Linked DNA regions of Homo sapiens: regions 2 and 3 are each linked to region 1. Evidence: chromatin loops called from intact Hi-C (ENCODE). Cell type or tissue: Calu3. All regions are shown on one strand.

Region 1 (2,500 bases):
ACTTATACTCTTGAGAGCAACTGAAACTAAGGTCCCACAAAAATCCCAAGTGGCTGCGCATAGTAGAAGCCTGTGTTGAGACATCTTAGACACAGAAAGCAAGCAGAATCTCATGTGAGAAATCTTGGAACAGATGCCTTAGAACAGAGTGCAGTGGCACAATCATAGCTTACTGCAGCCTCGACCTCCTGGGCTCAAGGGAACCTTTCACCTCAGTCTCCTAATTCACTGAGACTACGGGCACTTACTACCACATCTGGCAACTTAAAAAATTTTTTGTAGAGACAGGGTCTTGCATTGTTGCCACAGCTGGTCTCGAACTCCTGGACTCTAATGATCCTCCTGCCTTGGCCTCCCAAAGCACTGGGATTACAAGTGAGAGCCCAGCCTCCTGAGATTCTTTATTTAATGGTGGCTAATCATTCTCCCAAGGAACACTAGAGAGATTTTTTAGCTTTTAAACAAAATGTGAAGCTAAACTGAAAGCGAAATAAGAATATGATCACTTTTGTCAGAATAAATGATGAAGACTCTTGAGCATTTCCAGATTATTTTTGAAGAGGACAGTTTATTTTTAGAACACATCTTTTATTGTTAACTACAAATTCAATTAAGCCTAGAAAAAGCCCCAAATGGCCAAATGATTATGGGCCAAAATTATTTACTTATTTATAATATTTTTATTTCTAATATGTTCTGAATTTATAGCATATCTATTTAACATAAATGATAAGATTCATTTTCTGTTCATATTCCTGAACGAAATAGAAATATTAGAAATATTTCTGAAAATATATATCAGCCTGACTTTTATTCCTTGCCTTGTTTTCTCTTAGAACGTTATAAACAATAAGTCTATGAATAAGTAGTTATTAAGTGTGTGCTAGGTTTAAGATATTGTGTGATGATTACATCCTTGGAGGTAAAGTGCAATTTCCTGAGATGTAATATAAAACTTTAAAAAAATGATGACGTTCTGGCACTTGAATTACTAAGCTTTCTATGTATACAAGTTAGTGTGTACTCATACAACCCTGATAGATTTTAATATTTTACTAATTAGTAGAACAAAATAATTCTCTGTGGAAATAATTCTATCTCAGTATTGCTTGATGACAAAACTCAACCTCAGGTCTACAAAGATATTTAGAATATATGATTCAGAAGCTACAATAAGTCAACGGTTATTGGCTTGGAAATGAACTATAATGCAGACAACAATAAAAGCGTTCAAATATGGTTTGACTTGGTGAATTTAGTTACTATGTGATATTGGTATTTAGTGAGGAACTGGTTTACCATAGGAAATTATTTTTAAGCCAAAACACAAAGCAAATCAATATTTTTGCTTCTATGGTATTTTACAAAGGGCATTTCTACTTCACCACAATCAATTTTGCCAACCTGCTAATGCCTTTGACCCTGATCCGAGAACCTTTTGCTTGAACTTGGTGTCCCAAGTAAGATAAATATGGTCGTAAATGTGGTTTGTGGAGGGCAAAGGGACAGCCAGCCTGAGCTTAACCAACCAGTGCTAAGTGTAATATTATGGTGTAGAAGAGGAAAGAGGAAACATGCCAACTCAGAGATGAAAGAATTTCCTGTGCTTCACTCCTCAAAGCATTCGAAATTATTGAGTTGGCTCCTGATATACAGGAAAATATTCTAAACTGGAAAGTAATTTGTTTGACAGTATTTCCCCCCATGGTGAAAACCCATGAAAATAACCCCTATGTATTATAATATATAGGGTGAAAGTTGATATCCTATATCTCTAGTAATATTTTCCTTACATGAGGAAAGTCTCTGGAGTCTTGATAATTAAAACTACCCCATAATACTGACAAAGTGGATGTAGGTTGAGATTTTCCACCACATAAGTACTGGCTTAGTTTTATTGCCTGAAAAAAAATGTACTTTTTTTTTCATAAGTGAGTTTTTCTACATTTACTCTGTGCCAGTTCTAACATTTATTTTTATTTTATACAAGTTTTTATTTTTTTCTCATATAATTAAATTCAGATTTTTTATTGGTTGGAGTTGACTGCTTGGAAATTTTTGTCTTCAAAATGATTCCTGCAAATAACCTCTGACTGGTCTTGTTTCTGCATTGAAGAGAAGGTAGGGTTTAGATGGAGATGAAAGATAAGAAGGAAGTGTTGCTGACAAACAAAATCACTTTCATCATGGTGTTCCCACAGTTAAAAACTAAGTATATGTTAAAGCTTATCTCAAAAAGTACTATCTCATTTATTTGCCAAGGCATTTTTTTCATCCACAAACAACTTTATTTCTTTATTTATCTCTTGCTTTTTGTAATCTATTTCCCTACGAGTACTTATCCAAACTTATGTTTTTTTCCCCTCTGAAACTTTTCACATGATTTTCCTCCTGCCTAACATGCCTTTTCTTCTGCTTTCTGCCTGTTCAAATCTTACATGTTCTTCCAGGCCTTGCTGAAGCCTAGATAAAGCTTTCACAGACAAATCCTGGCCAAGCA
Region 2 (2,500 bases), 270 kb after region 1:
GATAAGGGATTAATAACCAGGATATACAAGGAACTCAAAAACTCAATAGGAAAAAAATTAATAATTTGATTAAAAATGGGCAAAAATCTGAATAGACATTTCTCAACAAAAACATACAAATAGCAAGCAGACATATGAAAAGCTGTTCAACATCAATGATTGTCAGAGAAGTACAAATCCAAACTACAATGAGATATCATCTCATCTCAGTTAAAAGAGCTTTTATTCAAAAGACAACTAATAAATACTAGTGAAGATGTGGAGAAAAGAGAATGCTTGTACGCTGTTGGTGGGGATATAAATTACTGCAATTACTATGGGGAGTGGTACTGAGGTTCCTCCAAAAACTAAAAAAATAGAGCTACCATATGATCTAGCAATATCACTGCCAGGTATAAACCCAAAATAAAGGAAATTAGTATAGAAAGAGATATCTGCACTCCCATGTTTATTGCAGCACTATTCACAATAGCCTAGGTAGGAAGCAATCTAGGTGTCAATCAACAGACAAATGCATAAAGGAAAATGTGATTCATATAACAATGGAGCACTATTCAGTCACAAAAAAGAATGAGATCCGTCATTTGCAACATGACTGGAACTGGAGGACTTTATGTTAAATAAGTTGAGCCAGGCACAGAAAGACAAACTTCCCATATTCTCACTTATCTGAGAGAGCTGAAAACTAAAACAAGTGAACCTTTGGAGATAGAGAAGAATGATGAGGGTAGGTGGGGGGTAGGAGGGGAAATGAAGATGGTTAATGGGTTTAAAAATATAGTTAGAATGAATAAGATATAGTATTTAATAGCACAAAAGGGTTAGTCCCGTCAACAATGATTTCTTGTGCATTAAAAAAAACCGAAAGACAGCCCGATGGCTTATGCCTGTAATCTCAGCACTTTGGGAGGCCAAGGTGAACGGATCACTTGAGACCAGTAGTTTGAGACCAGCCTGGCCAACATGGTGAAACCCCTTCACTACTAAAAAAATACAAAAATTAGACAGGCGTGATAGCAAGTGCCTGTAATCCCAGCTGCCTGGGAGGCTGACGCAGGAGAATCACTTGAACCCAGGAGGCGGAGGTTGCAGTGAGCCAAGATTATGTTACTGCACTCCAGCCTGGGCGACAGAGTGAGACTCTATCTCAAAAAATATATAAAAATTAAAAAATAAAAAACAAAAATAACTAAAGAGTACAATTGAATTGTTTGTATGCACAAAGTAAAGGATAAATGCTTGAGGCAATGGATACTCCATTTACCCTGTATGCCTGTATCAAAATATGTCACCTCATAAATATATACACCTGCTACGTATCCACAAAAGTTTTAAAAATTTCTTTCAATTATTAGACAATTTAGTGAATAATTTTGTACTCATGAATGCCTGGTCAAAGTTATTTTCCTGTGGGGAATATTCTTCAGGAATATTTGACTAATATTAATTTCATATTTAATAATTTAATATTAAATTAATATTTAATATTAGCATTAAATGTTCCTGAGGAATATTTCTAATTATGATTGTAAAGAATTAAAAGTGCACCATACATTTGCTTTCTTTTAGGCTGGGAAGTATGCAGGACCTCCGTTTGCAGAGCACAACCTTGCAGCAGCATGACAAATGCTGAGGATGCCTGCGTGTGAAGCTGCATGTTTTATGCATGTCACCAGGCCAGATCAAGTCTTAGCATGTCATTACCAATGAGTTGTGAAGCTGAAGGAATCTTTTCTAAACTATTGATTCTAAAGAACAAGTTTTGATCAACTCTACTAGAGGAATGTCTGAACTAGTTTTCTATTCTCTCTGTAGAAACAGACATTACAAAAATCATTGTCATGGGGAGGCTAAGCAAGGACAATGTAATCCAACAGTGTAGAAAAAAGTATTAGGAAATTAACTGTTCAGAATATTATGCCATGTTGATTTTAATTTTATTTGTAGTATCCATCAGTTTTACATTTAATAATTTACAGTAAATCATTTTTCTCATTTTAATTACATATTTATGTGTGAACCTAATTAAATGAATAAAAGTTAGATTTTAAATTTAATTTTTTTAAATTGTGCTTGTTGCATATGATGGTTCCTTGCTTTCCTTTTCTTTGTTAATTCACTTTTTACAAGAGCATTTTGAAGTTTTTCTCTTCTTTCTTCAGTTGCAATCGTGACAGCTTTGACTCAAAATTAATTCATTGCTTAAAACAAATGCCCCCGTCATCTGTTTTATTTTTTAATCTATAATGTTCAAATGCATTTATCAAACACATCCGTGGTTTGCCCACTGTTTCCTGTAACATTTGACATTCCATCAGCTTTAGCATCTTCCATAGACTTTTCCGTGCCCTCTCGATTGATAGCCATATAATTTTTCTTCTTAATCAGACACAAAGCAGCCTTATATTATCGTCACAGAATAGGAATTCTAGTTTTGAAATTTTGACATTGAACAGTGTTAGTATTTCCTGTTGATAAATTATGACTAATCCTATAACAC
Region 3 (2,500 bases), 810 kb after region 1:
TATTGTTTCCTTTGACCCTGTGAACATAATGATGTCACTAATGTTTGACTCTTTCTCTAACTGTAAAATGATAGGTTCTAAAAAATTTTGCAGCTGTAAACATAATTTTCTGGGAGAGAATTCCCAATCTTGTCATCTTTCCACTCACTGGAAAGACTGTTTTTAGTTTTGACCAAACTTTACATCTGTTTCGGTTGACTGTCCCCTTCTGGAAATTTTCATCTCTACTGTCCTCTCTGACTCATTCTCTTTACCTTGTTTTACAATATTTACTCCTATTCAGTTAATTGAGATAATTATTCAGTTTCCTTCTGCCTTTTGGATACTCTGTTTAATCTAAATCGAGGTTGGTTGCGATGGCTCATGCCTGGAATCCCAGCACTTTGGGAGGCCGAGGGGAGTGGATTGCTTGAGCTCAAGAGTTTGAGACCAGCTTGGACAAAATAGCAAAACCCCACCTCTACAAAAAAACATGAAAGTTAGCTGGGCATGCTGGCACACTCCTGTAGTCCCAGCTACTGGGGAGGCTGAGGTAGAGGGAACACTTGAGCCCAGGAGGTAGAGGCTGCAGTGAGCCAAGATTATGCCACTGCGCTCAGTCCTAGGTGACTGGGTGAGAATGTCTCAAAATAATAATAATAATCTGAATTGTACACTGGGTTCTCTTTTTCCCTCATTGTTCATAGTCTTTCTGGGCAATTACATTTACTCTCATGGATTAAACTACTTTCATTTACCAATAATTTCCTAACTTGCAGTTTATGCCCTTCTGGGTTTCTTATTTTCTATTAAACTACTGGCTTTATTGATTGCACTTAGATCTCACCAGGTTGTAAATAAAAAATTGATATTTTCCCCCCTTTTCTCTACCTCCCAAATTTGAACCACCATATTTCTTGTCAATTAATTGCATCACTAATCAGCTAAGCACAGCAGAAGGAAACATGTCAGCCTCTTCTATTTTATAATACTCTCATTGGATCTCACTTACCTCTTTTCCGGGCTTCTCATCTCTTCTAAGCTTACCTTCTTGAAAGCACAGAATATGTACTATTTCTATATCCTCACTTACCATTTACTTCTTTATCTTAATTGAACTTGTGGTCCCATTACTATACCAAAAGTATCACGAAAGTCATCAAAATCTTCCCTGTAGAAAGAGGCATTCATGTTTGAAGGAAACTTACACGAGTGTCAAAATGAGCACAAAGCAAAACCAAGCCTGGGAATTAACATAAACAATATAGGATATTGAAATAGTAGACTCTCCAGATTAAGATACATCAAACATTAAGTAAAGAGTTTTTATAACCTGAGCACCATTCTGGATAGATGTGAAAAAGAGGGATGTCAACAGAGAAGAACAATAAATTTAGCTGCTATGGGAGTGGGAAGGATAGAGGTAAGGGCACCAGGTTCAGAGAAGGCCTCATCCAAAATGTTGTCAAATTCAATTGTGACTTTTCAGTCACCTTTTTGGATTTTTTTTTTTTTTTGGCTTGCACCACAGCTAAGAATGAATTATTTTTCAAAATTTTCACAAGCTTGATTTCTAATAAGTTATTTTTTCTAGTCCTTTGCTATTTATTTCTACCTGCCTTTTAAATACAGGTGTATGCTAGGGCTTCATCCTTGGCCATCCAGCTGATCTTCCTACCAACACTCTGTCACCCAGGCTGGAGTCCAGTGATGTGATCTTGGCTCACTGCCACCTCTGCCTCCAGCGCTAAAGAGATCCTACCACCTCAGACACCCCAGTAGCAGGGACTCCAGGCATGTGTTACCATGCCTGGCTAGATTTTGTAGAGATAGGCTTTCTCCATGTTGCCCAGGCTGGTCTTGAACTCCTGTGCTCAAGCAATCCACCCACCCATCTCGGCCTCCCAAAGTGCTGGGATTATAGGGCTGAGCCTCCACTCCAAGCCTATTTTCATATACTAATGATTTCCAAAGAAATAACTCCACTTAGGTCCTTTTCTCCTAATATTTCATTTACCCTCTGCTTTCCCTCAGGTCTTTCCAACTAGACATATGTAAAACAGAAACCTTTACATTCCACGTCTGTTTTCTATCCTCAAACCTCTCTTACTCCTCACTAACTCTTCATTCAAGCCAGGAATTGAAAGGCCTTCTACGCACTACCGTCTGCCTAATTTCTCATAATCAATCTATTATGAAGTGTTGCCATTTCTCCCACTTATATGTGCCTGGTTTCAGTTCTACTGTTACTGCTCAGTGTCACACTCTCTAGATCTCTCTTTTGGATCAAGATTTTTTAAAAACAGTATTGAATGCTTTTAATAATTCAGACACTAGGCTAACACTTTATCTGTACCATCCCAAATCTGATATAATCCTTACAACATTCCGATGAGATAGGATCTGTTATTATCTGGATTTCACTAAGAGTGACAGAGCCAGGTCAGTGACCTAGATTGCTCTGATTCAAGAGCCCCACTGGTAACCTCTACATGGTATTGGCCATCCTACTGGAAAGGGC

Evidence for each region. A loop is a pair of places that touch in the nucleus more often than their neighbours do. Peaks named below come from ENCODE experiments on the same cell type or tissue, not always from the same donor. Only the 100,000 strongest peaks of a DNase experiment are listed, where the experiment ranks them.
Region 2: a loop joins it to region 1, with 4 times the contacts of the local background. A loop is called at or near these places in 1 of 110 quality-filtered maps.
Region 3: it touches region 1 in a loop (11-fold over the local background); 1 of 110 quality-filtered maps calls a loop at or near these places.

The regions. Positions count from the first base shown.
Region 1 is chr3:88,296,922-88,299,421 of GRCh38, forward strand. All of the region lies in intron 1 of LOC105377202 (a long non-coding RNA gene), which reads left to right. Among named protein-coding and RNA genes, the nearest start is that of CSNK2A2IP, 40 kb to the right of the region's middle. In Calu3, no CTCF peak of the experiment used is centred here; a DNase peak (open chromatin) is centred at 1,480.
Region 2 is chr3:88,571,196-88,573,695 of GRCh38, forward strand. No RefSeq gene overlaps it. Among named protein-coding and RNA genes, the nearest start is that of CSNK2A2IP, 230 kb to the left of the region's middle. In Calu3, no CTCF peak of the experiment used is centred here; no DNase peak of the experiment used is centred here.
Region 3 is chr3:89,102,016-89,104,515 of GRCh38, forward strand. No RefSeq gene overlaps it. Among named protein-coding and RNA genes, the nearest start is that of EPHA3, 4.4 kb to the right of the region's middle. In Calu3, no CTCF peak of the experiment used is centred here; no DNase peak of the experiment used is centred here.